Linked DNA regions of Homo sapiens: all the other regions are linked to region 1. Evidence: chromatin loops called from intact Hi-C (ENCODE). Cell type or tissue: IMR-90. All regions are shown on one strand.

Evidence for each region. Hi-C counts contacts between places; a loop is a spot of excess contacts. Peaks named below come from ENCODE experiments on the same cell type or tissue, not always from the same donor. Only the 100,000 strongest peaks of a DNase experiment are listed, where the experiment ranks them.
Region 2: it touches region 1 in a loop (4-fold over the local background); 5 of 110 quality-filtered maps call a loop at or near these places.
Region 3: it touches region 1 in a loop (4-fold over the local background); 11 of 110 quality-filtered maps call a loop at or near these places.
Region 4: it touches region 1 in a loop (9-fold over the local background); 14 of 110 quality-filtered maps call a loop at or near these places.
Region 5: it touches region 1 in a loop (9-fold over the local background); 21 of 110 quality-filtered maps call a loop at or near these places.

What each region holds. Positions count from the first base shown.
Region 1 is chr7:117,383,250-117,388,249 of GRCh38, forward strand. It overlaps ASZ1 (ankyrin repeat, SAM and basic leucine zipper domain containing 1), which reads right to left. Exons shown (of 13, transcript NM_130768.3): 5 at 2,449-2,560; 6 at 1,477-1,611. Among named protein-coding and RNA genes, the nearest start is that of ASZ1, 42 kb to the right of the region's middle. In IMR-90, a CTCF peak has its summit at 2,771 (motif pointing left); a DNase peak (open chromatin) is centred at 3,262; H3K27ac peaks cover 424 bases.
Region 2 is chr7:117,125,543-117,130,542 of GRCh38, forward strand. ST7 (suppression of tumorigenicity 7) reads left to right here. Exons shown (of 16, transcript NM_001369598.1): 4 at 4,251-4,305; 5 at 4,949-5,000. The region is part of intron 2 of ST7-AS2 (ST7 antisense RNA 2); the gene reads right to left. Among named protein-coding and RNA genes, the nearest start is that of ST7-AS2, 18 kb to the right of the region's middle. In IMR-90, a CTCF peak has its summit at 2,231 (motif pointing left); a DNase peak (open chromatin) is centred at 2,219.
Region 3 is chr7:116,982,931-116,987,930 of GRCh38, forward strand. All of the region lies in intron 1 of ST7 (suppression of tumorigenicity 7), which reads left to right. Among named protein-coding and RNA genes, the nearest start is that of ST7-AS1, 31 kb to the left of the region's middle. In IMR-90, a CTCF peak has its summit at 2,083 (motif pointing right); no DNase peak of the experiment used is centred here.
Region 4 is chr7:117,310,287-117,315,286 of GRCh38, forward strand. WNT2 (Wnt family member 2) reads right to left here. Exons shown (of 5, transcript NM_003391.3): 3 at 4,785-5,000. The region is part of intron 1 of LOC105375467 (a long non-coding RNA gene); the gene reads left to right. Among named protein-coding and RNA genes, the nearest start is that of WNT2, 10 kb to the right of the region's middle. In IMR-90, a CTCF peak has its summit at 2,503; no DNase peak of the experiment used is centred here; H3K27ac peaks cover 539 bases.
Region 5 is chr7:116,928,377-116,933,376 of GRCh38, forward strand. No RefSeq gene overlaps it. Among named protein-coding and RNA genes, the nearest start is that of ST7, 23 kb to the right of the region's middle. RefSeq lists a silencer at 519-813. In IMR-90, a CTCF peak has its summit at 2,231 (motif pointing right); a DNase peak (open chromatin) is centred at 2,265.

The DNA.
Region 1 (5,000 bases):
TACCCTGATAACAACTTTTAAAAAAATGATATATCACAGTTGTATATATTTTGGGGGGTACATGCGATATTTTGATACACATATACAATGTATAATAAACAAATCAGGGTAATTGGGATATCTAAGTGCTTCCTTAACCTACAATAATCAGAAAAGAAAAAAGTACATCTAATTCAAAATAGTAAAAATTAAAGGAAGATAGTAATTAATATTTTTGGTAAGATACATAGCGAAACTAAAAATTCCATTTGGATAAATGACTCAGATTAAATATTAAGATAGTACTTTAAAAACATTGCTAAGTGGCAAGAGAGTAATGAGCATGACTAAATGTATACAAATCCTAACTGAACACCTCAAAAAGATATGGTGAAATTCCTGAGTTTTAAAATCTAACCTCTCAGGAAGTCAAGGTTATATCACATACTCAGCCAAAATACAAGATCAAATCTCATTTCAATAAATGATTTATGACTCAAAATAACCTTTGATGTTCATAAACTTCTTATGTCAAGTTTGGTGTCATCTACTCTACATTTAACAATGTAATAAAATAATTTTAAGTTTTTGAATTTTCAAAGTTTGGAAGAAAAATGGTAAATTCCTTTTTGAAATTCTACAGGGCTGTAGTGATTACTGTTTATCCTATAAAAATTCTGAAAATATTAGAATAATATTTGGAAAATGATAGCCATGTTTATCAGATTGCTTAAAAGGTTAGAGGAAGTTACTTTATATGCAGTAAAAGTGGCTTGGTTTGATGATTACATGACGGAATCTTTGGAATTTTACGTGCTTTCAAATTCGGGAACTCAGTGTTACAAACTCTTGAACTAAACAACTTAGTTTTATAATTGTACTATACTTGATCCTTGCTTAGAAGTTACAGACTTGTGGCTAAAGCTTTAATCTTCAGACCAAAAGTTTATATTGATAAAGTAATTTAATGTATGGCAAGTATTTATTATTGAGTTTAACATCTGAATGACAGATTATACATCCAGGTATATTATCACTTTATCGTAAGCCCTGTCACACATATAAGAGCAAATGTTGTTTAAGGAATTTAATTTTTAAATTGTTTAATACATTAATTAAACTTACAAAAGAATGTTTGAGTTACATGTTCAAACTGGCATTTTACTAGCTTTCACTAAATTACTTTTAAAATTCTGGACCAGTTTAAAATGTTTAAATAGTATATTACAATTTTATTCCTGGGGCCAGAATAAGATTTTATTACTCTTTTATAGAGCTTTTAAATTACTATAAGTGCTTCTTGTTTCATAGAAGATGAATACTCTAGCAAAATAAAGTTCTCATTACCTGGCTGGAGGAAAGATACATATTTAAACATTTAATAATTGCCAGATACACTATAATTACACTTTTAATTCTAACAGAATAATACAAAAGTTCTACAAATGATAATGTGATATGCCACAGAAAATAAGTTTAATATGTACAGAAGGATACCTCATGATGTTTGTTTCTTTTTGCAATCTCACTTGGCATCTTTCCATCTTTGGTTTGTAGCATTTTATTAGCTCCAAGTTCAAGCAACTTCAAAACTATATTTTTATGACCCTGACGTGCTGCCCACGTTAAAGCCTGTAAGTAGGGGGAAAAGAAGATTGTTTAAAGAGAAGGAGTGTATATGAGACAGACAGGAAAAGTTTTCAACAGTATTTATGACACAATAAAAAAGAGAACATAGTTAATTAATGGAATGATGCAATCTCTTCATTTTACAATATAATGTAAACATATTTCCAAAGTTGTAATTGCAAAGCTGACTGCAAAGCTCATTGATTTTTTAAAACCAGTGTTTTATACAATTAACTGATGTTAAGGAATAAAATGATTTATTTGCCAATCACTGAAGGGTTTTCTACAAAAAATAATTCTTATGTATATTTTAGAGCCCAGATTTTGCTGTGTGTTACAATTTTTTTTTTTAATCAAGAGTAAGGACTACGAGAGTCAGTTAATTCCTCATTTCTATTTCTTTTCTTTTCTTTTTTTTTGAGATGGAGTTTCGCTCTTGTTGCCCAGGCTGAAGTGCAGTGGTGCGATCTTGGCTCACTACAACCTCTGCCTCTTGGGTTCAAGCGATTCTCCTGCCTCAGCCTCCTGAGTAGCTGGGATTAAAGGCACGTGCCACCATGCCTGGCTAATTTTTTGTATTTTTAGTAGAGACAGGGTTTCACCATGTTGGCCAGGCTGGTCTCAAATTCCTAACCTCAAATGATCCGCCTGCCTCGGCCTCCCAAAGTGCAGGGATTACAGGTGTGAGTCACCATACCCTTCTATTTCAACTGTTGCTTTTTTTCACCAGATAGCAATTATATTCCAGCCCTTTTGTAATTATTACTTCTTAAAATTCTTTTTTTGTAGATTACTGATAATAACAGAAACAAAAAGAAACATTGTAAAAATGTTTCTCACAGTGTAACCATTCTCATCCTGGGTATTAACTTCTGCTCCATGAGCAACAAGGAGAGCAACAACCTGGGTGTGACCATCTCGAGCAGCATACATGATTGGGGTCATAAGTCTCCTAAGGAGGAGGAAGAAAGGAAACATTTGTGTTAATGCTGCCATTAATCTCTCATTTTCATTAATTTAACCATACACAATACCACCAGTACTGCTTTGAAAACGAAAAGAAATGAAAGCTTTTGCTAAATCAGGTGATTTAAAAATCCAACCTTCCTGCAAGTAAGTACAAGTGAAAGAGATGACACTTTTAAAGTGCTGAATGCTTACACAGCACCCTCTAGTGAATAAATGTATTAAAAATACATGAAATAAGCCACGCTTTCTACTATGAAGTTCACTAATATACATATTCATCTAGAAAATTATCAGTGTACCCACACTATGCTTATGCTAGGAATATAGTAATGAATGACACAAATAAGGTCCCTGCCCTCAAAGGATTTGCTAATACTAAATGCTTATTACATTTTATTTAGAGGATTGCTGAAACAAAAATGTAAATTTAAAAACTTCATTCCTTAATGTATTCTATTATGATTCTACTTTAGTCTGAGACTGAAAGAATTTTATTCTGACTGGGAGACTTACTATATATAATTAGAAAAGAGATAAGTCCAATAGATTAACCAGCTTAATATTCTCTTAAGAGTACTTTCTGGGAGAGGATAGTGGTTTCTCTGTAGTTTATCATTTCCCAAAATTAGAGATTCAATCCTTCTACTCCTGGAAGTTAGTCACCTTCTGGGCCTATTCCAAGGACACCAGATTTTATCAGCTCTACTTGGGCTGAACATAACATCATGGTCTGTTTTAAAGGAGGTCTGAGACTCTGAGCCCAATTTTCCTGAGTCGTCCTCAAGATCTGATTTATACACAAAGAACTTTGGAAAAGAAAAATAAATAATTTCAGAGTTCCATGTTTTGATCTTACCAAGAAAGTTTTTATTGGTTATTCACATTACATATACAACCTACCAATAGACTATTTCTCTGTAAGGTTTGTTAGCATAAGGTTATACCCTGAAATCTGAACACTTCACACCTATGTCCTTGTTAGCACAATTCATATATATCTGTTTCTTATATTTCATGGTATATTATAATTTGAATGTTTTATGTGAAATTATATGCTAAATCAGTTGTAAAAGATTGCCTCCTCTACCTTGAATATCCCTTACATAGTGGCTTCATTAGATAGACAATCTTTATGAGGTAAAGATTGAATTTCCTGGATAACTTAAGCAAACATAAAAAAATATATACAACTAGCCAGGTGTGGTGGCTCAGGCCTGTAATCTTACCACTTGGGGGGCTAAGGCAGGTGGATTGCTTGAATCCAGGAGTTCGAGACCAGCCTGGGCAACAGAGGAAAGCCCTGCCTCTACCTCTACTTAAAAAAAAAAAAAAAAAAAAATTAGCTGGATGTGGTCTGCACAACTGTAATCCCAGCTACTTCAGAGGTGGGAGAATCACCTGAGCCTGGGAGATCAAGGCTTCAGTGAGCCGAGATTGTGCCACTGCACTCCAGCCTAGGCAACCAGAGTGAGACCCTGTCTCAACAACAACAACAACAACAACAACAACAACAACAACAACGCCACCCAAAACCCCCACATACACACATACGTGGCAACAACAAATTATTTGAATTAACCATTCGAATTCAAATTCTTCATTACATCTAAATCCGAACTGTTGATGTCTCATCTCCACTGCACTTACCTGCATAATAACCCAAATCTGCTCCTCTCAGTCTTCCCTATTTCATAAAGCCACCATTAACCACATTACTCAGGCTTAAGACTAGGCATAATTCATGACTCTTCTCTGTCATTCCAAGTACAAGTCACCGGCAGCTCCTATTAGCCCTGCCTTCATAATCTGCTTCTGATCACTTTTCATCACCTCATTAGCCACTGCAGTGGTCCAAGACAACATCATCTTTCTCTGATTTATATTGCCATAGTCTCATAACTGCTCTCCTCCATGCTTCCATTCTTGGCCACTTACAGTTTATTGTCTTTGAAAATGCCAAGATCTCCCCTTTGCAGGAACTGTGCAAGTGCTCTTGCCTGTCCCCAGACCTTCATATTGCTAACTCCTTATTCTTATACAGATCCTTATTAAGAGAAGATCAGTAAAATTTTCAAACCTCTAGCTAGACTGATTAAGCAAAACAGAGAGAAGAAACAAGTTACCAGTATCAAGAACAAGAGAAGTAACATCAGTACAGATTATCCAGATTTTAGAAGTATGAGGAAGTATTATGAACAAATTTATGCCAATAAATTAGACAGTTTAGATGAAATGGATAAATTTCTCAAAATACACAAGCTACCACAGCTCACTCAAAAAGAAATAACCTGAATAGCCCTAGACTTATTTTTTAAAAACTTAATTAGTAATTATAAATTAAATTAAATTTTCCACAAAGAAAACAGCAGGCCAGATGGCTCCACTGGTGAATTCTACAAAACAGTTAATGAAAACAACATCAA
Region 2 (5,000 bases), 260 kb before region 1:
GCTTAATTATTTAAGAATATGGATATTTTTACTAATAATGATTGCTTTAAATTGATCTGAATAATGTAGAGAATTGGGTATTCATTTCTGAGATATCAAAGCTAATAAACATATGCACAATCACTTGTCAGAAATTGACTGGCTTGGGGTTAATTTTATAATACAAGCCAATGAAACTTTAGCTAGCACCCTTTTCTGTTGTACTTTGAAACTAAAGTGTTTAAAAGTGTTAAAAAGTTCCTAATGTTTTTCCAGGGGAGTTTTTAAAAATTGTTTCTTTAGTGAAAAATCTAACTGATGGATTCACAATATTTCCAAAATATGATGTTGCAGGGTTTAACAGGTTTGTTGCATGTAATGGATAAGAGTCGGGCAGTCTGGACACCAGGCCTTAATCTCATTTACCATAGACCTTAGGGAAATTAGCTTTTCTGTACTTTTTACTTATGTAAAAAGGGTGTAATATATACCCCTAACTAATGTATGTAAGGAATGTAGATAAATCGAGCTTTAAGCCCCTTTACAGAAAGGATCCATGAAAATCAAGCTCATAGCAACAACAAAAGTTGCTGCTACTACTGTTTGTAATAACATTGTCATGCTTATCCATACTTTAGATTCTGGGAAGATGTGGTAACTTTTTAGTATAAGAAACCCTTCTGGGCCTTGAATTAGCAATTTATAATTTTTGAAGTCCCCATGACTAGGGATTTTCTATCTTTTTTTTAATTTTAGAAAAAAGTTTTCAGAGTTAAATTGGGTGTAGAATAATATTTTCTTTCTGTGTGATTAAAAGCTCTGTGACTATAGAGCCTTTTTTTTGTTTGTTTTATGAGAATTGAGTTCTCTTCTCTTGAGTATTGTGACAAAGGGAAAAGTCTGTGGTTCTCTCAGAATATTTATTCCCTCTGTAGAGCTTCTTCAGGTGGGTGCCAGTTAGTTCAATACCCTTTTCACTTTTCTGCCAAGGCTAAATGTTCCTCTAAGACATAAGCTATTATCTTTTTTTGTAACCCATGGCCTAATTGAGAGATTAATGCATAATTACCCACTCAATACATGTTTAAACCACACAGTCTTATGAGTGATGGGGTGGGCATTGCAGAAGAGTAGAAGAGTATGAAAAGACATGAAATAAATAAGTATGATTGTGATGGAAGGTTTTAGTAGGGAATAGTGAGAGGGAGGGCTGAAAAAAAAGGATTAGAGCTTGCTTTTAGAAGTACTTAGCTGTAGATAGTAAACATTATTCTTTAGGTTCTTTGTCTCTCACAAAGAAGCTTGTAATGATCTCATTATGACAAAGTAGGGAATCTCTTCCGCAGACTTTGGGAACTAAGCAAGTGCTATTCAATATTTGCTGCTGCCCTTTTTCTTGAATTTCATTCTTGCATGTGTGCTAAGGATGGAACATTTCTGTCAGCACTTGTGAGTAGAGACTGCACTGTGAATTGCTGCATATGGAACTATAGAGAGCATGTTTGTTGTATCAAGGGTATATTTTTAACTATATTATTATTGATATTAGCAAGTTCATGATGAAGTCCCAATCAACTTCTAGTGCATCTTGAGGGCATTAAAATTGTTGATGTTAATGGAGAATGGAAAATTCCTTTTTGGAGGTAAAATTTTAAATCTGATTTGAAATAAGGAATTTATTCCTTAAAGGAACACATAAGAAACTCTTACCCTCTAGAGATCTAAGTACTTCCTGACTTAAATCTTCATATTCTAATATGCTTGGCATTTACATCCTTTGTCTCTATCACTAAACCATCACATAGCCTGATATTTATGAGGTATGTTACCTAGAGTGATTCTAGATTGAGTTTTTGCAGACAAGATAAGATTATGGAACAGAGGGACAAAGAAGAAATTAACATAGCTGTGGCCTAATTTTAAAGCACAACTTTGACATGTGCTCATGTGTGACCTCTAGGTTGCTTGTTTCTTAAAATAAAAATATACCTGTCTTGCACCTTCAATTTAAAGGGCATAACTAATGAAGACATTTCTTAGATACTTCTTCATTACATGTTTTATTCTCACTTAGAACAGTTTACATCTGTTACAATTACTTAGATCCTTTTTTCTAAGTTTTAGGGATAGTTAAACTGAATGCAGCACACATATATGACACCAATGTTAACACAGATTTCTTTTTAAGCTCAGTTCTCTAATGGAAGTCATAAAAGCAATATTTCACAATGTTTGCTGCACCCCCTGCTGGCTGTATTGTGACACTTCTTAAATAAAGAGCATCTTTAGATACTGCTCAGTGAATACTTTAGGTATATACATGATTTATCTTTGGAGTTATTTTTTGTTTAGAAATAATTTCAATTGCATCTGATATATAATAGAGTCGAAATTTTAATTGAAAACAGTTTTCTTTGTGATTTGTCAATTGATGTTTAAACAGTGTTTATCCTTCCAGGTAGTATGATGATGTATTTGTTGGAGACAAAATATTTGCCCTAGCCTTTTTACTAATATTTCAGATGAGATTCTGTGGAGGAGAAGCATCTCCCCAAATGTCCTTGTTTTATAGTAAATAATTCTACCACGAGGATCCTTATCCATAAATCTATATTCATGTTTATTTTGTGCTAGATACAGATCTTGCAATATTCATGAAGCTTTAAGAAGAGCACTTTGAATCTTAAAAGAGATTCTCTGAGCAGGGGTTGGCAGTGGTGAGGTCCAGGTAGTTATAATAGCCATAAGAGCAGGGATTATGGTTATTGAGCTCACCAGTGTGTTTCAAGCCATGATCTGGAGTCAAGGTGTTAGTGATTCCTCTAAGGGGAGAAAAAATAATTACAGGAAGCATAATTTTGTAGTTAATGCCATATGAAGTGACAGCCATCAAATCTCAGTTTCACAAGAACAAAATTCAGAGATGCTAAATTAAGTGGACAAAGATCATTTTCTAAATGGCAAGTTAAGCTAAGTGACAAAAAATTTAGGGCCATTATTTATAAATATTGTGTAAATTTTAAGTGGGATCCTGCCCTAATTTAGAAATAAGTACATCTTCTTTAAATGAAAACACGTATTCCTGTTATGTGTATATCCTTTACTATTTTAACAAATATTTGTTGAGATTACACACATGTTCCCAGAGTGCTTTGTGTTCTCCATTATCACACTGTGTTGAAATTGATGGTTTACTTATTTCCTCCAGTGGGTGCTCAAATTAATGCTCAGTGGATGGATGGATGTTGAATGTACAGGACTGAGGGTAGGATCCTAATGAATCACCACGTGGCCTTCAATGTCCTTTGGATTTCTGCAATAATTGCTCACTTTTTTGTACATATGTTGTTGGATGTGGTTTTTGCTGGTTGCACACGCACATAGATGTTTTGAATACTATTAACTGATTTTTTTATAATAAAATCTTATTCATCCAAAATCTAGTATTCTGAATCAGTAGAAAGTCTTAATCATAGACTGTTTTAAAAGAATTGTAGTTTATTAGTCATATGCTTACCATTATAACACAGTCTTAAAGTTAATGCTTGGCTTTTCTAAGTTAAAGTCCTTTTGTTCTAAATTTCTGTGGTCCTGGTATAATAAAGAGGTATGACCTATTAGGATGTGCTAACATGATGATATTAGTATGATGATTAGTATATGTATCTGTGCAAGTAAATGATATTAAAATGCTTTGAGACAATTTCTTTTAATTGCATTTCTTCCTACAATATGGTAATCTTATTAATTTTCTTATTCCTTTCCTGTAAGGCAAAAGCAAACTGGTAAATTATCATAAAATCACTGTTAGCATGAACCCAAATTAAGACTATAAGGCTGTTTGCATATTATACTCTATAGTTTGTCTTGTCATGTACAACGTTATTATGAGGTATGTTTTAGACTGACAGAAAATAGTTTTACTTCTGCCTATACTTTTATCTATAAGGTTTTAGAAGTAAATTCATAGAATCAGTTTGGACCTCTTGAAATAATTTTAGGAGTTATGAACTAGCTGATTTTGGCATGCATCTTGATTTGGCAAGTGAGGAAACTCAGGCCCAGAGAGATTAGGCAAAACTTTCCAAAGTCCCGGAGCCTGAGCCACATTTTGTGATTAACCACCCAGAGTTTTTCCACATTGCTTCCCATGTAAAGGGTAGTGAATAGAATTATCTTATCAAATGGCAGGAAGGGTGTTTTGCTGAATTAATTAGCTTGTAGTGTCACTGAACTTACGCGTAACATTTTCATATTTCTCTTTGTTGCAGAATGCAAAGTATGGCGAAATCCACTAAATTTATTTAGGGGTGCTGAATACAATCGGTAAGCATTTTGACAGCTTGGGAAACAAATGGGTCTGGTTCAGAGAGCAAAGACAGCAGCAAATGTTTTTGCTGGTTCATTTAGGGGTCATTGTAACAGTCTATGTAGTGCGTCCATTTTTTAATACTATCTTCAAATGTTTTGATTTTTCTGTTTTATAAATATTTTAGCACTAGATTTGGGATAATGTACAAAAATGTGTAGTTTTTAGAGTTTTTGTATTAACAGTTATTCTTTTCAATATATACTATACATTGAAAACATTTTGAAGCTTACCTGGAATATGGTTATAGAGATGTCGCAGAAGTTATGTTGGAATTTAGTTTAGCAAAGTAATTAGGCAAATTAGAATTTTCATAGCTTTAGGAAAGTGTCTATTCATAATATGAATTAGGGAAGGTTTTCATTAGCAAGGGCTAGTAAATTTTAAGACAAAAACACAGGAGAAAATGTTTATTTCTTTTGACTGATATAATTCCTGAAGGGAGAATAAGATGATTTTTAAAAATTTTTTTTATTCATTAGCAAAGCTATTTTAGTATTCAGTTAATGGTCTATATTTCAACGCCTCTGCAGCTTAATATTTTATAGGTCTTGCTTTTCTCTCTCAAAAGTGTCTAATCATCTTATTTCTCCTTTGCAGGTATACTTGGGTGACAGGACGAGAGCCTCTTACTTACTATGACATGAATCTC
Region 3 (5,000 bases), 400 kb before region 1:
TCTTGTTGCCCAGGCTGGAGTGCAATGGTGCAGTCTCAGCTCACTGCAACCTCCGCCTCCCAGGTTCAAGCGATTCTCCTGCCTGAGCCTCCCAAGTAGCTGGGATTACAGGCATATGCCACCACGCCTGGCTAATTTTGTATTTTGAGTAGAGATGTGGTTTCATCATATTGGCCAAGCTGGTCTTGAACTCTTGACCTCAGGTGATCTGCCCACCTTGGCCTCCCAAAGTGCTGGGATTACAGGTGTGAGCCACCACGCCCAGCCACGTATATTGTTTTTATATCTAGTTCTTATCTATCTCTCTTGAAATTATAAGTTCATATTGATATCGCAGATCCTCATCTAATCTCTCTGTTTCCTTCTTTTCATATTTGTTCATTTCCTGAAAATCAGAAATGTGGGTCCCATTATCCTTAATATATTTACTTATTTGCTTAACCCATCTGTATGTAACCAGTATCTCTTAATATCCCCCCTCACCTCACTCTGGCTCTGATATCACATGCTTGGGTTTTGAAACCACATGCTGAGCATCCTCCTCAGAGGCCTTGCTCAGTTGTCTGGGCTCCAGCACCCAATATCCTCTACATCCATCCCCCTTCCCCTAGGGGATGCCTCCTTATACACACTGGGCTCTGACACCACATGCAGCCTGCCCCCTGTTCTTATACCCTCCTTTCTCTGCTTGGGCCATGACACCCTAAGCAGGGCTGCCGCATGCATCGATGCTGTCCTCACCTTGCTGAGTCTCAGTGCCGCTACCAACCCCCACTGTCTGTCTTCACCCAAGCATAGATACCTACCTCGCTTGGCCCCACCTATGACTTTAGAACTATGTAGGAAGGGGAAGACAAAGAGGAGGTGGGCCCACCTTTATGATTGATTCTCCTCTCACCCCTTTCTCTTTCTTGCTACCTTTAAGAAAATCCAAATAATATATTAATCAGTTACTACATACTTAAAGTTTTTGGTCTCATTCTTGGTTCCAAAGTCATGTCCTCTTTCATTAAGCTAAGCTCTCATCTATTTGTCACATCCTTTGGTTCTTAAGGTGATATCGATCAAATTATGTGAAGATGTAAGGCCTTGAAGAAACCTTGCAAACCTTGCCACAAAGAGCATGTCTATTGGAAAGCAGCAGTTTGAATGCTAGCTCCAGTTTGCACGTATTTATGTCAGCTGTGTGTGTGTGTGTGTGTGTGTGTGTGTGTCTATCTGTCTGAGAAAGAAGAGAAACTTTTGAAATTGGGCTGAATAATTTATAAAGGACTCCCTTGTTGTGATAGTCTTTAAACATCCCCAGATCTGGCCTGTCAATCTGAGACTTCTCAGCCTCCATAACTGCAAGAAATAAATTCCTTTTCTTTATAAATTACCTAGTTTCAGGTATTCTATTATGAGCAACAGAAAATAGACTAATACAGGCTCTGTTTTCTTTTAAGATGGCAGCAGTCTGGTTAATCCTAAAGTCTGTGGGATTATCTGTTATACAATAGCGCATCTCTCTTTTCCATGTTGGGGTCGGTTACGTGTGCCCTAAACTAAGTGCTCAGTGAGTTTCTGTGCACTTCTTCTATTGTATTACTTAATTTTTTCCCAAGGACCCAGTAATAGATGGCAGGGGGTGGGGTAGATGAGGAGATGACTCTATCACTTAATGTCTGTATGACTTAGGATACATTATTTAATACGTGAGGGTCAGTTTTCTCATTTGTACAGTGGGGATTTTAATAACTTTCTTACCCTGTTCCTGTGAGGGTTAAATGAGATACAACATATGTAAATATGCCCAACACATGTGCAGAGTCAGTGCTCAATATAGGCATTTGCTTTCCTCTACTATGGGTTTAAGATTCATGCAAGGATGTTAAAACAGCTCAATCTGGACTGTTCTCATGACCATTCAGACTTAATATTTACCCTAAAACTGGCATTACCCTTGATTTAGTCATGACGTGATTATTAAATTTGTTAAAAAAATTGGGTCCTGTATAAGAACTGCCCATGATTTGGATTTTGGCAGGTAATTTAGCTGTACCATCAATGGTAACTGTTTATCCAGAGTAATTCTTTCTACCACTAGATGGTGCTTGTCCATATATTTGTGAGGCTCTCCTATATAAAGTTACATAATTTGGGGTAAAACACATCTTGTTGACCTTTGAGAATTGTATAGTGGTATTGATACTCATGTTCACCTTGTTGATGAGATGTTTTTAAGGGTAAAATTTAGGGTAGGATTTGATGAAAATTTAAAAGTTTGGATCACTTTGTTTACCCATAGCATTCCCAAGTCCTAAGTATAAGATATTTACTAAAAAAATGATGAGATGGGAAGAATTAATGTGGGTAATATGGTATTCGTATTTTTGAAATGTGTGCGAAATTGGACCTAGGCTAGTTCATGAATTTGTTAGAAGTATCAAGATAATTAAGCAACCTGTAGGCCCACATAATTTCCTCTTGATTTTTCAATATGAACAGAAAAGCTTAGCAGACATTTCACACTCAAATGTACTAGTAGTGGATAGTCAACATCACATACAACTCAGAGTATGCATCATTTGAAGTATGGTGACATCAAAAAATATAAAGCAATTTTTGTTTTACTTTCTGAACAAATTCAACAAGCAAATTCAACGTGCCTCACATGGGGCTACAGAGATGAGACATAGTCCCTTCTTTCATGAAGTTAGGAATAATTAATTGTGTTTGACTGAGGTTAGCTGGTATAATAGAGATTGTGTGGGATCAGAGGAAAAGGTGATCAGAATTTGTGTTATGCAACTATTTTAGATGAGCTGTGAGGAAATCCCTGCTAGAGATTTGCTACTCTGTGCTTTCCACAAATAGCTGACATAGCCAGTTTGGAAATAAATACTTTGGTGATTTATTTTATTTTACTTTATTTCATTTTGAGACAGAGTCTCGCTCTGTTGCTGAGGCTGGAGTGTAGTAGCATGATCTTGGCTCATTGCAACCTCCGCCTCCCAGGTTCAAGCGACTCTTATGTCGCAGCCTCGCAAGTAGCTGGGATTACAGGCATGCACCACCATGCCTGGCTAATATTTGTATTTTTAGTACAGATGAGGTTTTGCCATGTTGGCCAGGCTGGTCTCAAACTCCTGACCTCCAGTGATCTACCCACCTTGGCCTCCCAAAGTGCTGGGACTACAGATGTGAGCCACCACGCCCAGCGTGATAATTTTAATTTTCAGAATTTCTCAACACTAAGAGCATTCTGGGTTGTGTGAGTAGAGTCTATTTTAGTTGAAAGTGGGATGATTCTGCTGTTTCATTCTAACTGTAAGTGGAAAGGAGGGGAGGAGATGGGACTGGTGGTGAATTGAGAGTTGAGGGGTACTGAAGCAGAGTCAATGAGTTGAGAGGTGGTGGTCATGTAGGATAAGGGGTTTTATTTGTAAGCAACAGAAACTGACTCTATTTTAAGGAAAAGTGAAAAATTTTCAGAATCTAATAAAAAGCTGAAAAATTCAGTTTCAGAAAGGACAAAATCAAGAGCATTTTCAGGGATTTAGGTAGTAGGAAATAATAAATCATTTTCTGAGAATGCCACTGTAAGAATAAATGGATTCCAGCTGCTTCAGTTTTTTTCTTTTATTATTTAAAAAAATCACTGATAAATACCATATTCTTTGCAGACAGCATAAGTACCAATCCCAGTTGACATCAGATGAAATGGGGAAGGCTAGTGTGAGGGAAAAGAGGAGCAGGTTTTGGCGGAAAGACTAGTTTTGGATGTCAGTGGAAGAGATTCAAATATTCAAATTGAGATATTGGGTAGGTAGTTGGATATGTGAGTCTGGAGGTAGAGAGAGAGAGATTTCAGATAGGTGGTATTTAAAGTCATGGGATTAGATATGGTTACTAAAGAAGTGAGTATACATGAGAGTCCTTAAATTGCATGGTGGGGCTTTCCAACCCAAAGAGGATGGGAGGAAGAAGAACCGGCAAAGGAGACTGAGAAGGATGATTAAGAACTTCTGCTGCTGGGCCTTTAAGTGAGAATTCATGTGTGTGTTCAAATTCTCTGAGCCCTTTCACATAGTCTGCCTATCCACATTCTTAATCTCCAACCTTTGTGCTACCAATCCTTCAGTCCAGCTTTTTCAGCAGGACATTAGACATTGCTCAGGAATTTATATAGATTCTGATCCTATGGCTTTTCTTCTGGCAGACAAAGTAAGAAGATGTATTATTTGAAGACTCTCTCTTCTTCATTATTCTCAGTCACCCCAAAGAAGAGCTATAAGCAGTAAATGAGTACTGGCATGTCACATAGAGCCATCAAAATGGGCTGGGTATTTTTCATCTTTAAGTATCTAACTGGGTTCTGGGTGAGTCCCCATGAACTGGTATATGTTTGAGGCACAGGAGTAGACTTACTGGGTGTGCACATCCTATTATGCAACGTCCTGGGCCTTTGGGCCTGCTGTGGCATCACTGGCTTGGCTGTTCAAGGCTGCAGCAAGAAAACTGCTCCTCTTTTGACGTTCTTTGCCTAGTCCCAGATTCTTGTCACTAAAAATTGGCCTCTGATTTGGTTCCTGACTCTGCATCACACCCTGAACTTCAGACATACTGATTTTCCATGAGATTGCTCTTGGCACCAGTCCCTTCACTTATATTGGCCACATTTCTTCAGAGTAATTTCTGACCTTTTTATTGGCTTAGATACCTCAAAGGAAAGAAACCTATTATCAGGGGCTTCTCTTGTTCACGTCTGGCATCAGTCTCTCTTTGGTACCAGAAATCACCCACTGTGAATAAACCTTTTTTCTTCTTTTGACACGGAGTCTCACTCTGTTCCCCAGGCTGGAGTGCAATGGGGCAATCTCGGCTCACTGCAACCTTGGCCTTCCAGGTTCAAGCAATTCTCCTGCCTCAGCCTCCCGAGTAGCTGGGATTACAGACGCCTACCACCATGCCCGACTACTAATTTTTGTGTTTTTGGTAGAGACAGGGTTTTGCCATGT
Region 4 (5,000 bases), 73 kb before region 1:
GGGTGCCGTGGCTCAAGGCCTGTAATCCTAGCACTTTGAGAGGACAAGTTGGGCAGATTCTTGAGCCCAGGAGTTCAAGACCAGCCTGGGCAACATGGCGAAACCTCATCTCTACCAAAAAACAAACAAACAAATAAGAAACACCCCAAATTAGTCAGGCATGGTGGCAAGTGCCTGTAGTCCCGGCTACTGAGACTGAGGTGGGAGGATTGCTTGAGCCCAGGAGGTCCAGGCTCTAGTGAGCCGAGATTGTGCCACCGCACTCCAGCCTGGGTAACAAAGCGAGACCCTGTCTCAAAAAAAAAAAAAAAAAAAAAAAAGGGCTCTCCAGATCTGGCTGGGACTCAAATTTCAAATTTTCAGCCTCAGTTCCTATTAAATCTCAGTCTTGAACTCCACCCTAGAGTTCTTGTATCCCTCAACTTTATGATACACTTCCTGCTCCAATATCTGTCTTTGTCTTGAAGTCCCTTCATCCTGGAAAGTGCTTTCCATATCTCAACCATGGGAAATCTTTTATCTCCAGCTCAAACACCCAGTTCTTTTTATGATACAACCATTATCTCCTCAGCTAACTGGCCCTGTGGCTGATTATGTTATTATACCACATAGCATTGCCTGCCTTGCAATTGTATTACTCTTTTCTCCTTGACTAAAATTTAGTTTCTTATGGTCAGGGGCTGCTTTGTTTTATTCTTTTCCACATTGATTTAGTACCAAAACTGATGCCTTTCCCAAAGTAATTCCTTAATAAAATAACTGTTGAACCAAAGTTAGTCCCAAAATACAAGAACAGAGCTCTGAAAGTTGCAGTGCTGTTTGTTGAAATTCTGCGAATCCTCCAAAAAGAAGGCTAAATTGGTTTGGGTGTGCTCACGATGACTGGCAGTTAGGTTTTCAGCACTTAAAACCACTTTTCCTTGTCGTTAAAAACCGATACACATTCATTTTAGAAAATGTGTGAAGACACACACAAAGAAAAAAAATCATCAGTAAACTACCTTCCAAAGGTAGTAGCTGCTGGTTTTTCCCCCGTACATATAGAAATATTGTTTCTTTTCTCAGAAATTCTCAACAAAAGCAATATGGAAATGTAGACAAGGGCACATGGGAGAACAGGAGCGGATGTGAACTCCCAGGATCTAGTACTTCATGATTCTATGACCCTGCTTTAGTCTCTCCATCCCTCTCAGGCCCAGTTGCTCATCTGAAAAGTAGAAATATGAATACTATTTTTTATTCCTACAGGGGTTTTGGAAATATCAAATTATAAAACATTTGACAGTATTTTATCAATTAAAAAATACTATATGCTTGGTTTTATTAGTATGTTAACTGAATAGAAGATGACTCTATAGATAGATGGAGTGATCAGATTGAATCCTAAATAATAATTCCAGCTGGATGGACTTCTGCCTAGCTCTGTTACCTGAGTTACAAATAATCTTAACTTCACAAAAGGGAAAGGAACTTTTATTAAGCATCTATTACATGCCAGGTTCTGTGCTATCTGCCTTACACTTGTCTTCCCGTAGCACCACAAAATGCCCTTCCATACATGAGAAAAACCGAGATTCAATGAGCAAAGCCACTGGTATTGTAAGATTAAAACAAAGGTGCATCTGATTTGAAGTCCCATGTTCTTTTCTATTTTTAAGTTAGAGGCACCTTTTAGGGAAAGTATTTTCATGGAATTCCTCTTATTCTTATGGAAATTCCTACTCTTATAGAAACTTTCAGAGTGATGGAAGGGCAGTAAGACTGGAAACATGAGTTATTTTCATACAGATTCCCTTAGGAACATTTAAAGAAGTTGTGATTATTTCATTATTTCATCTTAGAAGAAAGAGTGAACTAACTTTTTTGTTTGTTTGTTTGTTTGTTTTGTTTTTTTTGAGACAGGGTCTCGTGCTGTCACCCAGGCTGGAATGCTGTGGTGTGATCAAGACTCACTGCAGCCTCAGCCTCCCTGGCTCACATGATCCTCCCACCTCAGCCTCTTGAGTATAGCTGGGAATAGTAGCTGAATAGCTGTGGTAGTAGAACTGCCACACCTGGCTAATTTTTTATATTTTTCTGTAGAGACAGGGTTTCATCATGTTGCCCAGGCTGGAAGAGTGGACAAATTTAAAAGGTGCTTGTTTGCAAGCTCATCAAAGGAAATAAATGGCAGATATTGACCTTTTGCATGTAATTTACCTAAAACTATCTTAAAATGTAATTTGGAAGTTTTTATAGCATGGTTTCTTTAGACCTAAACAGAGCTGCTGAAGGATGCTATAGAATTTCCTTCCTGATAGAATATTTGTTTTGAACAAGACAGGCTTATCTTTTTAGTACTTATTCATAGTCCTAATTGGAGGTGGAAAACTAGACTCAATCAAGGATGAGCATTTAAGTAAACATGAAAGAAAGAAATCATTATGAATTCTGCTGAAACTATGATTAAATGATATAGCACAGAGGATCTAAAATGACATTACAGTACAGAGACACATGAGGGTGCTCTAACCAACTGCTATAATAAATAAATTGTTCAAATATTGGGGAAAAATTAAGGCCCGTTATGAATGGCAGTGATGAATTCTGACTTTTAACATTAGCTAAACAGAGCAATCTTAGAATAGATGGTTTTTAAAAAAATGAAATATATTGCTCTCCCCTACCCCTCCCAGTTTAAAAAGTAGATGTTCATATTGGCCAATTTGGAAAATGCTGAAAAGCACAAAGAAGAAGAAAAAAAGTGGACTGATGTTACCGTCAGCCCTGGGAGGTGGGGGCTTTCTAGAGCCTTAGAGCCAAGCCAGTTGGAGGCTTAGCTCAGGAGGCCTGCCTTCAAACAAGCCCAGGCTGTTCTCATTTTGATTCCACAGACCTTCTGCTAGTACAAAGGGGGAGTAGAGACTGGGGGTCTAATGACCGCAAGAAGAGAATTAGAGACGCATGTTTATCTCAATACATTTACTCTCATTAAAGTTCATATTCACTGACATCATGCATCTCCTTGAAAAAGTCTGCCCACCCACCATTAATTAAAGCCACATTTTAAAAAGTCAGTGTGTGCACTTTTATTCCAATCAAAAGTAGCCTCCTAAGTTTTGCAGAGCAGGCAGGAGAATATCTGAGGCCTGACAGCTGTTCACCTCTACACGGTGAAGAATCATGTGATTTACATTAAAAGTTGTGTTTATTCAGGGCCTAAAATATAATAGCTATGATCTATTGTCTTGAAGAGTTGAAACATTCAATATCTAATGACCTATTTAGTGAAATTAACATTTATTTTGATAAGTCAATGTTCTTTTGGATACAATATCTTTTATCTTTCCAAATAGAGAAATCTAACTATATACCCTGTTTGAACAATTAAGCAGCACACTCCTATCAAAGTCACCACACTTTATAACTTATACATGTACTATCAATGTTAGGACAAAGGTCAGTGTAAATTTTTTTATCCAAATCATTGCACAAACAGTAATTACCAATAGTTGTAGGATTGCACAACCATAGTCTATTTTCTTGGCAGTAGTGACTGTAAGTTCATAAATTCATGAAAATTAGGAATGTTGATTTTTAAAGTTCAAGAAAGGTACTATTTGTAAACAGTTCAGGTCACACTCATGTTATACCATGTGCTAAGCAAGAGTTCTTTCCTTCTAACTTCCTTTAAATGAGATTTGTTCTCTCCAGGAGCCTAGTAAAGGGGTTTTCATCCATTCTTTTCTATTATTTTTCCTATTAAAGCCCCCCCAGGGACCTTTCAATTTTATGCTTATCTTTCTTTATATATTAATATCAAACACATTTTTATGTTGTGTTGATAAAAGACAAATTATCGTTACCTCTTCCTATTGGCAATTAGATTATTCTAGAATAGTTCTGAACAAATATTTGATTCACCCAGCCAGTTAATGCTTTCCACACAAAAGCATCAAGTACAGCATTAAATTCTCTAGTTATTCTGGTCATACCACCATACCAAAAGACATGGGTCATCAGTGGGTCTGAACATTGGCATTGAAATGGTTTAATCCTAGGGTAAAGCACCCCTGGACTACGTGTTGAAACCTAACTTTCTAGTCCTTTCTACTAACTTCCTTGTGACCTTGAGTACCTTGAGGGCTTCAGTTTCCTCATTTAACAAATGATGGTTAAAGGGTGTACACTGACTGGAGCCCAGGAAGTTAGTCAGGTCTAGAGGAGAAGGGGCCAGAATACCCTCTGAGGATCATGTCTTCTCCTGGTCCACTTACTTATCCAGCACCAGAAACAACAAGGTGGGGCTTTTATGAGTGAGACTTGGGTCAGGTTCCCAAAGAGGGCATCCCTAAATCTAGAAGAAGCCAACAAACCATGCTTGATGAGTTGTTTTCATGATACATGTAAGAAAAGATGCTCTGGGTCTAATCTTTATATCCCTTAGATATAAGCATTCAGTGTAACATTGCTATGTGGGATGAAGCACTATCCTAACCCACAGTTCATATCTTCTGCTTAAATGACAGTGTCCAGAGAGACCATAAAAGACTTGAATCAACACAATGCCAAACACAATGGGTGGACTCCTTCAACTAGCTATAGGAAGGAAGGTGGAGTGTGGGTGGGAATATTTCAACCTAGTTGTTGGTATTCTTCCGAACAAACAGCTAATGGCTGGGGGACAGTAGGAAGTTGTGACTACACAGCATTTTATCAATTCTAGGGAAGTTTAAGATAAGCTCTGCCTAAGTGGTTTATAAAGCCATGCAGCCTACAAAATGAGCACCGTTGCATTTCCATACCTTCCTGCCAGCTCTGTTGTTGTGAAGATTCATCAGGGCTCTGGCATCCTTTCCTTTCCTTTCCTTTGCATCCACAAATGCGCGGGCAAATTTGATCCCATAGTCAATGTTATCACTGCAGCCACCCCAATCAAAAATGCCTTTGCTGTCCTTGGCGCTTCCCATCTTCTTTGGATCACAGGAACAGGATTTTACTTCTCCTTGGCTACAGGCCCT
Region 5 (5,000 bases), 450 kb before region 1:
ATAACAAGTGGTCACAAAGTTAGGTCTTAAAATAATGCAACCTTATTATCTCACAGTTCTCATGGGTTCAGGCACATGTCAGCTGTGTCCTCTGTTCATGGTTCCGCGAGGCTGAAATCAAGGTGATGTCTGAGGCTGCAATCTCATCTGAGGCTTGGATTCCTCTTCCAAGCTTATGTGGTTGTTGGCAGTTCCTTGTGAATTGAATTTTGGAATAGAGCAATTATGTAATGTGTTAGCCAAACTGCAATATTTTTGAGAGAATGGAGAGCTCTTAATTATTACATTGAAATAACAGGTGTAAATAGGAACTATTCTGGACAAACTGCTATGTGTGGCCACCCTAATCAACAACAGTGAACTCTGAAAGCTGTGCAGCCCCAGTCATAGCCAGGAAAGATAATGGACAATGAAGAACCTTCCCTGGGAATGACGCACAAGGAGTTTTCCTCAGAGAGCGGAATCAGGGGCTACCTCATGAACTAAGCCATAAAACCACTACCAGAGTAGGGAAACCTTGTTTCATTTCTGAATTGCAATTATTCTGTTCCTACGTTGTATATTAAGAGTGTTAGGGCACTTAACATCTTCTAATTTATAGTTTGCTGGACGATGAGATGCATTTGTTTTTGGTGATGAGAATTGTGTATTCACCCTGCTATCTTGGACTTGGAGCTGACTGTAGTGAGGGATGGGTCCTTGGGGGGGGGGTAAATATACTACTCTGTGTGTAACTAGAAGGATGTGTTCACATAAATCAAAGGCGGTAATCTGTGGTGGAAATTGGTGGTTGCCCCTTCAATATTTATTTTTAGTTATGTGACTAAGTTCTGGCTAATGGGATAAATGAAAGCGTTGTAGGGCAACTCCTGGGATTTGCCCTCAGGGTCAGAACCTGTGTACTCCCCTTTTATTCTCTCTTCCTCCATCCTGCTCTTTGAAACTCTGATGCCACCGTCTTGAGCCATCAGGTCTAGGCACAAATGGAACTGAACACTCTCCCTCACACTTTGAAACACAATACCAGCTCAAATCATGTACCTGGCTTTTTACCTGAGAAACAAACTTCTATCTTGTTTAAGCCTCTGCTATTTTGTTTGTTGTCATCTGCAGCTTAACCTAATCTTAAAACTTAGATCCTCAGCCAGGAGCGGTGGCTCATGCCTGTAATCCCAGTACTTCGGGAGGCTGAGGCGGGCGGATCATGAGGTCAGGAGTTCGAGATCAGCCTGGCCTGGCCAGCATAGTGAAACCACATCTCTACTAAAAATACAAAAAACTTAGCCGGGCGTGGCAGCAGGCACCTGTAATCCCAGCTACTTGGGAGGCTGAGGCAAGGAGAATCGCTTGAACCTGGGAGGTTGCAGTGAGCGGAGATTGCGCCACTGCACTCCAGCCCGGGCAACAGTGCGAGACGCCGTCTCAAAAAAAAAAAAAAAACTTAGGTGCTCACTCTGCACCTCATCCTGTCTGATATTTAAAAAAAAAAAAAAAAATCATATGGGCTTGAAGATCTGGCCAAACCAAATAGTGAACATTTTGGAACTAATAATGAGTTACAGAAAAACCTTCCTGTAAAGTCAACAAAACTCAGAAATCATAAAGGAAAAGACTGACAGATTTTTCCTCCCCACACATTTAATATATTCTGGCCACAGAATATGTTAAATATTCTACAGAAGAATATTCATGGGAGAGCCCCTTAGAAATGGTTGCAAACTTTTTTTCTCTCTCCATCTGCTCGCGCTCTGTCTCTCTCTGGAATCTCGCTTTGTTGCCAGGCTGGAGTGCAGTGGCACGATCATAGCTCACTGCAGCCTCAAATTCCTGGGTTCAAGTGATCGTCCTGCCTCAGCCTCCTGAGTAGCTAGGACTACAGACTCGCGCCACCACACCCGGCTATTTTTATTTTTCACAGAGACAGGGTCTCGCCATGTTGCCCAGGCTGGTCTCAAACCCCTGGGTTCAAGCAATCCTCCCTCCCTGGCCTCCCAAAGTGCTGGGATTGCAGGTGTGAGCCGTCGCACCAGGCCTGCCTTTTATCTTTTAATTTTGTGTTTGGCATCTTTTGTGTTCAGAGATGTTATCATTATGTGTCTCGCTTAGTGTTTAAAAATTCTGCTTAAAAGGGAAAATGGTTTGTGTTTCTGAGCATGTGTTTGAGTGGGATGAGATCCTGTTTCCGAAATTAACGACAGGAATGGACAAGACTGCAGTTTCCAAGAGGCGCCAGCAGGTGGCACTGTTCCCATTTCAAGCTAATCGCAGTATAGGTAGATGCCGCGCGGAGAAACGAGTCCAGGACATCCTGTGTCCCATCCCTTGGAGCATCTCCGCTGCTCAAGGTTCGGCTATTACTCAGCAGAAGGGCACTGCTGGTCTGGAAAAGAAACTTTAGGAAGCGGAAATAGTGATAAGTTAGGGTATTTATTACCGGCTAACACTTGTAGAAAAGTTTGACTATATTCAAGCCAAGAACACAAGGATTCTTGGCTGTCTTTGAAGTTAGGGACTCATCTGCAAATGTGAAGCGAGCTATGATCTCTTTTCTCAGAAAAGTGCATTCGTGTCTGCACATTGCCATTTTTCTCTCTGTCTTCTCTCACAACACGCAGTCTTCATACAATTAGAGTTCATGGCCCCTATAATCCACTATCTCTTGACCTGAATAATGTTCACAGATTTCACACAAAAAAACTGTTTCAGACCTCCACTGTTAAATTATTTTCAGCACAACTCGTCTTTTAACAAACTTTCCTCCAACTCTTCCTGGTTGCAGACACTATTCTAGGTACTTGATAAACACAGCAGTGAATTAGACAGTGAAAAGGGCCTTAGTCACTAGAGAGAGAGAGAGAGGCACTACATAAGTCAACAACAGCAAAAAATGCCAGATAGGGATAAAGGTATAAAGAAAATAGGGTAAAGTCCTCTGTAAAGAGATGGCATGAAAACCAAGATGAGAAGGAAGCAGGAGTCAGAAAACGCGGGGGACAGTATTCCCCACAAGGAACCAGCTTCTGCAAAGGCCGAGGCGGCGGTGGGCTTGGCTGAATCAGCCAGAACTCTTGGCATTTCTCTCAATTCCTTTCTTTCTTTCACTAACCACATTCAATTGACAGCGAGTTCTGTCCATTTTACTTCCAAAATACATCTCAAGTAAGTCCACTTCTCTCTATTCCTAGTGCTATCACCCTAATACAAACTGCCTAGACTGTGGGAATAATCTAACTTTTTTGTTCATTTGTTCGGCATCTACTCTCATTTCCCTCCAATCCATTTCCTATCTAGTTACAGAGGAGTGATTTTGATTTTTATTTAATTATTTTATTTCTTTTTCTTTTCTTTTTTTTTTTTTTTTTTTTTTTTTTTTTGAGGCAGAGTCTCGCTCTGTTGCCCAGGCTGGAGTGCAGTGGTGCAATCTCGGCTCACTGCAACCTCCGCCTCACGGGTTCAAGCGATTCTCCTGCTTCAGCCTCCCGAGTAGCTGGGATTACCTCCATGCACCACCACGCCAGGCTAATTTTTACAAAATAGAGGAGGTTTCGTCACATTGGCCAGGCTGGTCTCAAACTCCTGGCCTGAAGCGATCCACCCACCTTGGCCTCCCAAAGTGCTGGGATTACAGGCCTGAGCCACCGCTCTGGCCTAAGAGTATCTTTTTATAATGCAAGTCTTGTCGTTTTCCTTTCCTGCTTAAAACCCCTCACATCCTTGCTAATGAGGTCTCTAAATGGCCTTCTCAGGGTAAAGGTAGAAAGAATGGCAGATAAAACAAGACAGCTGGCTGATGTGGAGGGTCCTGCCCCTTCCCCCTTACTCTTGTGCACTCAGTTGCACTTTCAGCACCTAACAGTGGCTTAAACTAGGGTCAACAATCTATGTATGGCCCATGGGCCAAATTCGCAAAGATTCTCACCTTGACCGAACTCTCTAGTTAGAATTTTTTGAGCTCTCTTTCTTTTTTCTTTTCTTTCTTTCTTTTTTTTTTTTTTTCTATTTGAGACAGAGTCTTACTCTGTCGCTTAGGCATGAGTGCAGTGGCGCCATCTCGGCTCACTGCAGCCTCCACCTACTGGGTTCAAGCGATTCTCCTGCCTCAGTCTCTCGAGCAGCTGGGATTACAGGCATGTGCCACCACGCCCAGCTTAAGTTTTGTATTTTAGTAGACATGGGGTTTCACCATGTTGGCCGGACTGGTCTCAAACTTGGTGATCCACCTGCATTGGCCCCCCAGAGTGCTGGGATTACAGGCGTGAGCCACTCCGCCCGGCCTGAGCTCTTTTTCAGCTAGGCCTCAACCTTTGGGCTCCCATGTTTATCTCTGTATTGTCCAGTTTTAGCAAGAATCCTGCTAAGTCGGTTTAGCCAGAATCCTTTACCTCTGATGTTGCCTCTTAGTAATTTTTCCATCTGACCCGCATCCTGCTCCTTGGCTAAAAATTTCCACTTGTCTTTGTTGTGTTCAAAGTTGAGCTCAATCTCTCTCCCCCACCGCAAAACCCCATTGCAGTGGCCCCTACAACTGATCCCAATGGTAAGTCTATCTTACCTTCTTTAACAAGTGTCATGAATGACTTTTCTTTTAACAAAATCCAGCCTATTGCCTGTTTTCATACAGCTGGAAAGCTAAGAACGATTTTTACATCACTACATGGTTGAATAAATAACAAGATGAATAACACCTAATAAAGTGCATTAAAGTATGCCATTCACTACTCTAAAGTTTTGCACTTGTTAGCTCATTTTATCATTATAATTCTGTGAAGTAGGTATTATTACTCATTTTATAGATGAACTTTGAAACTGATGCTCCAAAAATTGGCCGGGCGTGGTGGCTCATGCCTGTAATCCTAGCACTTTGGGAGGCCGAGGTGGGTGGATTGCCTGAGCTCAGGAGTTCGAGGCCAGCCTGGCCAACATGGTGAAACCCTGTCTCTACTAAAAATACAAAAAATTAGCTAGGCATGGTGGGGCGTGCCTGTAATCCCAGCTACTCG